Linked DNA regions of Homo sapiens: region 1 is linked to region 2. The links are chromatin contacts, found by Hi-C or POLR2A ChIA-PET in ENCODE. All regions are on one chromosome and are shown on one strand. The core of a region is the stretch at or near the end of the contact, and the rest is flanking DNA. Distances in the headings are between cores, read along the strand shown.

Region 1 (2,700 bases), core at 29-2,528, 310 kb after region 2:
TCATAGTTCACTGCAGCCTTCACCTCTTGAGCTCAAGTTATCCTCCTGCCTCAGCCTCCCAAAGTGTTGGGATTACAGGCGGGAGCCGCCATGCCCCAGCCTATTGATATTCTTGTTGAGGTTCTCAGACATATCTGCATGGCCTCACACATGGAGGAAAGAGACCCACAGAGGCAAAAACAAGACATGGGGTAAAAATAGACTGGAAGGAAACACACCGAATGATAGTGGTTTTTTCTGGGTGTTGAGATTACCGAGCTTATTTTTAAATTTCTTAGATCCTTCAGGTGTTCTACAACGTAAAATGCAGACAGGGTGGGGACGTTGGTTGGAGTCATGTTTTCCCTAATGTTCTTACTGGTTCTAAAATCTTCAAGCTATGCTCTCACCCAAGGCTTCACTTATTATTATTTTAACACTGTGGATTCATAAAGAATGGAAGCCCACACAAGTCCAGGGAAGGAAGGAAAGGCAGACAGAGGCTTATTTTCAGGCCTGGGCAGTTGCACAGGGTCCCTTGCTTAGAAGGGCCTCATGCTTGGTTTCGTGTTCTGTGGTCGCTGTCCTGAAATTCTTACTGATTTTTGAACAAGGGATCCTGTATTTTCATTTTGCACTGTGCCCTGAAAATCATGCCGCCGTCACTAGCCCTGGGATTCTCCCCAGGACAGGTTTCCCTTCAGCTGCTCTAAGCCTTCGCCCTTGTCCTTGTCCAACCACGGACGTGGCCATCCACGGAGCCCTCTACGTGCCTCAGAGCAAGTGTGCTTCGGCTGCTCAGGTGTGTGTCTAGAGACTGATAAAAACAGGGCTCGTGAGTGGGTGCGGGAGGCCCCTGTGGTCTCTGTTCACACACGTACCTACCCTCAAGGCCATGTCTACACTGGCCTATTTCAGAGAACCGCCCTGTGCATCATGGGATGCTTTGCCCCACATCACGGCCCAGCTTGGTTCAGTCCTGGAGCCCTGTGTCCTGAAGCCATGACCAACCCCAGGCCTGGCCCACCTTCTTCCTCAGTCTCCTCTCCCTCAAGCCCTCCACAGGACCCATAAACCTTCCATCTCCATGTAATCCTTTTGTGTGATCCTTCTTCCATACCTTTGCCCATGCTGTTCACTCTGCTTGTACCAGCAAGGTTCCTTCCTCCCCAGATCTGCCCTTTCTAGACCCATCTCAGATTCCACCCTTTCTAGAAAGACTTCAGGAAGTATTTGAGAAGGGCCTGAAGATGCTGTGGTTGCATAGAGGAGGATATGAATCACCTCGCTTAGAGGTATCGGGGAGGGCTCCATGGAGGTGGTGCCCTCAGGCCAAGGAAGAGAAGATATCTTCCGGGCAGAAGGGAGAGTTTGACGGGCTGGTTTGATGTCAGACAGACCACAGGATGACTCAAGGTCCTCTTTCCTCTTCTTAAACATTAGTTGCAGCAAGTCCCACCATCTGCCTGAGTCTGTTTTCATCTCCACAATGGAGGTGGTGATGCCCAGCACACGGAGCTGTGATGAGGATTTAATGGGGAATCCAGAGCATTTATGGAAGTGCCAGGAGGCCAAGATTCTGCATAGGTAGGAAGGACCTAAGCCAGAGGGGTGTGGGTGGCCAGAGGAGAGAGCCTACCTTAGTAGGGCTTGGTAGGCTAAGGTCTGGGCTGAATCTCGAGGCTCTGGAGCTTAGAACAGCATCTGCAACTCCCTGGCTGTCGGGGTTCAGGCAAGGACTGCCTCCTCTCTGAGTGTCAGTTTCCCCATCTATAAATGGAAAGCTGGGACACTGAAAAACACTGGGGGGGAGGGTGGTTCCTGAGGCAGTCTCTCTCCACACATCACAGGAATGTGGCGCCCCAGGGAGAAGGCATCTTTGTCCATTGTGTTCACTTCTGCATCTCCAGTGCCCAGAACAGTGCTTGCATGCAGTAGATGCTCAATAAATGTTCATTGAATGAATCAGCAGCAACCAATTCGCCCACCTCACATCCTAAGTCCGCTGGGGACGTAGGCCCACCTCTCCAGGGAAACTGTCTGCAGATTGGGACCACACCTCAGGTCACAAGCATTTCCTGAGCACCTACTGTATGCATGGCTCTGCGCAGCCCGGGGCAGACCCTTGCTCCACAGCCCGACAGGGCAGAGCCAAGGAGGCAGGTGACAGACACAGTGATTTGGGAAGAAGAACAGAGAGCAGGGTGGCCAGCAGGGCCTTGCCTGGGTGGGAGCAGGCCGTTCCCAGGCTGGAGCTCAGGCTGATGGGAGCCCCAGCTTGCCTGTTCCTGGGAGGGTGGGACTGCCTCTTCCTCTTTCTTTCTCTGAAAACAAAAATTGTTTTCCCTTAAATTTACAAGTATTAAAAGTTTGGAAAATACACAATAATCAAAAGAATATAAAATAAAGGTTACCTGCCATCATGGCGGACCACACAGTATTAACTACTATGGACTTTTCAGTGTTTCCCTCTAGTCTTTTTTCTGAGGTGGCTTTGCTCTCAGAGGTGGCTTTCTCTCCCCCTGGGAAGGGATATAGCTGCTCTGTAGGAGATGTGGGGGCACCAGGCTCTCTCCATGGGCTCTTTATCACTTCTGACTTGGAGGTCCTTTCTCCACCCCCCCTGGACCTAGCACCTCTTCCCGAGACACAGGGGTGCGAAGAGCTGGGGGAGGTACGTCAGCAGGCCTCCCCTCCTGCCCCTGCTTACCCCACGGAGGT
Region 2 (2,700 bases), core at 161-2,660:
GCTAAGTGCCATGGAAAAAAAGAGAAAAGGGAGGCGAGAGTGTGTGTGGGGGCGGGAACGATGCAAAAGATGGCCGGAGGAGGCCTTTCTGAGAAAGGGACGCCGGCTTTCCCTCCGAGAAAGGGAAGCGAGAAGGGCGAGAAGCGCTTGCGAAAAAGCTGGCAGAGTGGGGCCGGGCGCGGTGGCTCAGGCCTGAAGTCCCTGCACTTTGGGAGGCCAGGAGTTCGAGACCAGCAACAGAGCGAGACCCCCATCTCTGCTTTATTAGATAAAAATAACTTTTTTTTTTGAGACAGTCTCGCTCTGTCACCCAGGCTGGAGTGCAGTGGCGTGATCTCGGCTCACTGCAAGCTCCACCTCCCGGGTTAATGCCATTCTCCTGCCTCAGCCTCCCGAGTAGCTGGGACTACAGACGCCCGCCACCACGCCCAGCTAATTTTTTGTATTTTTAGTAGAGACGGGGTTTCACCGTGTTAGCCAGGATGGTCTCGATCTCCTGACCTCGTGATCCGCCCGCCTCGGCCTCCCAAAGTGCTGGGATTACAGGCGTGAGCCACCGCGCCCGGCCAATAATTTTCAAAATAAGAAAATCTAGCAGTGCGCATCCAACCCAAGGCCCTCGCAGCCAGAGCAGAGGCACCAGGGCGGCCAGGCGAGGCGCTGCGAGGAAGCTGGTGCTTCTCGGAGTCCGAGACCCGGGCTGGGGAGAGCCCGAGGCAGAGCCCGAGGACCACGGCTCTCTGGCGGGCGTCCTGCCCAGCGGCGTGATTACCGGGCCGCCGAAACCGAAACCCATCTACTGGACACTTCCAGCTTCCTCCAAAGGCTGAGCAAGCTGAGCTACAAGGCAGATTTCATGTCTGCTGCCAGGCTCGACCGCTTTACAGACAATCCTCTCTCGTCTGGTAAACGCGTAAAACCTACACAATCACAACTTTCACAACGAGAGGGAAGCCGCAGGCCTCTCGTCGGCGCACGGGCCGCCTCGCCCGCGTCACTCTGAGGTAACAGCCTTTCTCTTCAATCGCTTCATGGAACTCCAGGACGCCAAGCCTCTTCCACTACGGGTCGAAGGATGGGTCACGTCACATTGCGCGAACAAGGATGGTCACGCGCCACAAAAGGACTTGCAGGGCGGGGCGACTCGACGGCCTTCCCTTTTGCTCCCATTGGCTGCGGTCGTCAGGTTCGCCTCCTCCACTACCTACCGGGGAGTTTAGGGCCTGACAGAAGCCCGCCCCCGCTGGCGCTCGTGCGCACGCGTGGCGGGCTCTCGGCGCACTGAGCAGGCGCGGCCTCGTGTCGGCCGGAGGGGGCGGGCGCAACGACGCGCGCTGCGTCCCGGCGCTCGGCTTTCCCTCCGCCGGTCCCGCCCTCCGTCGCGGCGGCGCGGTGTACCCTGGGATAGGGAGCGATCTCCGAGCGAGGCGGCAAGATGGACGCGGGATTTTTCCGCGTAAGTAGAAGCGCCGGGCGCCGGGGTGAGGCCAGGGACTTCTCGGTAAGGCCTGGTAGGAGACCTTAGCTTGGCACAGGGTGGCCAGCGAGGGGAGCTTCGGAGATCTTAAGGATTCCTCCTAGAGCCGGCGCACCCCCCCCCCCCCCGTGCGCTGCGGCGGAGACCGGTGCGCCCCTGCGCAGTCTCCTCCTCCGGAATGGTCCCCCCTACGCGGCGGCGACGGTGGCCGGAAAATGGCGGCGGGAATGGGCCGGGATGGTACCTCGCTGCCCGCCTGCCTGGCGGGGCCTGCAGGCCGAGCGCCGTGCGTGCCGCCGGGTCCTGGGGCCTAGCGGAGCCGGAGGAGGAAGTCCCGAGTGGGAGGCCAAAGGAAAGCCCTAAGGTCACTGGTGGCGGCAGGGCAGGGAGAATATGGTTTGGGGGTACATCTTGGGAGAGCACCTTAGGGGAGGGAGAACAGGAAGAAGCATTCAGCGGCTTTTTTTGAAAAAGCGCCCTCCCCGCCCCCCAACGTCCTCCCTCCAGGTCCTAAGCCTTCGTGGAGGCGCCAGGTCAGGGTTCGCGGGAGCTCCCGCCCAATTTGATATCCCTTCAGGGAGGGGGACGTAGATAACTTGTTGGGACAATGTGAATTTAAGGTTCTGTGAGGGTAGAGGGTGCAACGAAAACTATGCGCGGGTATGGAGGCAGGTTGTGGAGTGATTCAATTCCTTCCCGCCCTCCACATCCCTCACCACCCGCCACCATCGTGTTTTACTCTTGGAGTCCGCTGGTGAAAGGTAACTCTTACCTAGGCTCTGCCAGCGTCGTCTGCCCATCGCCTGCAGGCAGGGAAGTTACTCCGTCGTAGTTGGTTCTCGGGGCCCACACTTTATCAGGCTCGTGCTGGAGCCTGTGTGTCCCATAGTCCCCTCCTGTAGGAAATTAGTACTAGATCAAGATCTAGAAGGGACACAGGACTAGAGTTGAGCACCATTGGTCTCTCAGGGCTTGCAAACTGTTAATGCAGAATGAAGTCGTATAGAAACTAGTTGATCTAAGCCAATATATCCGTTTTCTGAAATACACGTTAGCTCTTCTCTTTAGAGCATGTAATTTGCAGTTTGTGTGTTTTCAAAGGAAAAATTGGAAGGGAGGAGGGCCAGAACTTTAGTAAAAATATCTTTGGACACTCCGAATTGGACATTGAAATCCTTCTTTAATTGGCTTTAAATATGCCAACGAGTTTTTCGTCATGTTAG

The links. Hi-C counts contacts between places; a loop is a spot of excess contacts on that map. ChIA-PET counts read pairs that join two places held with the same protein, here RNA polymerase II (POLR2A). Pooled maps may share reads with other maps.
Region 1: a pooled map shows a loop between it and region 2 (7-fold over the local background). The contact joins the enhancer-like site here to the promoter of SRRM1 in region 2. A Hi-C loop is called at or near these places in 2 of 37 single-sample maps with no recorded cell type and 9 of 50 pooled maps. POLR2A ChIA-PET finds 5 or more read pairs at or near these places in 2 of 52 experiments (activated B cell and activated T-cell).

Annotation. Positions count from the first base shown.
Region 1 is chr1:24,953,978-24,956,677 of GRCh38, forward strand. All of the region lies in intron 1 of RUNX3-AS1 (RUNX3 antisense RNA 1), which reads left to right. It also overlaps a transcript of RUNX3 not described here. Among named protein-coding and RNA genes, the nearest start is that of RUNX3-AS1, 25 kb to the left of the region's middle. RefSeq lists a silencer at 240-299 and enhancers at 796-1,995, 1,037-1,216, 1,257-1,406, 1,447-1,496. Within about 2 kb of position 1,279, at least 5 of the 41 ENCODE cell types and tissues checked have a DNase peak (open chromatin) inside an H3K27ac peak, as active enhancers do.
Region 2 is chr1:24,641,892-24,644,591 of GRCh38, forward strand. It overlaps SRRM1 (serine and arginine repetitive matrix 1), which reads left to right and starts at 1,411. Exons shown (of 17, transcript NM_005839.4): 1 at 1,411-1,456. The coding sequence starts at 1,436. RefSeq lists an enhancer at 983-1,082 and silencers at 1,153-1,472, 1,733-1,792.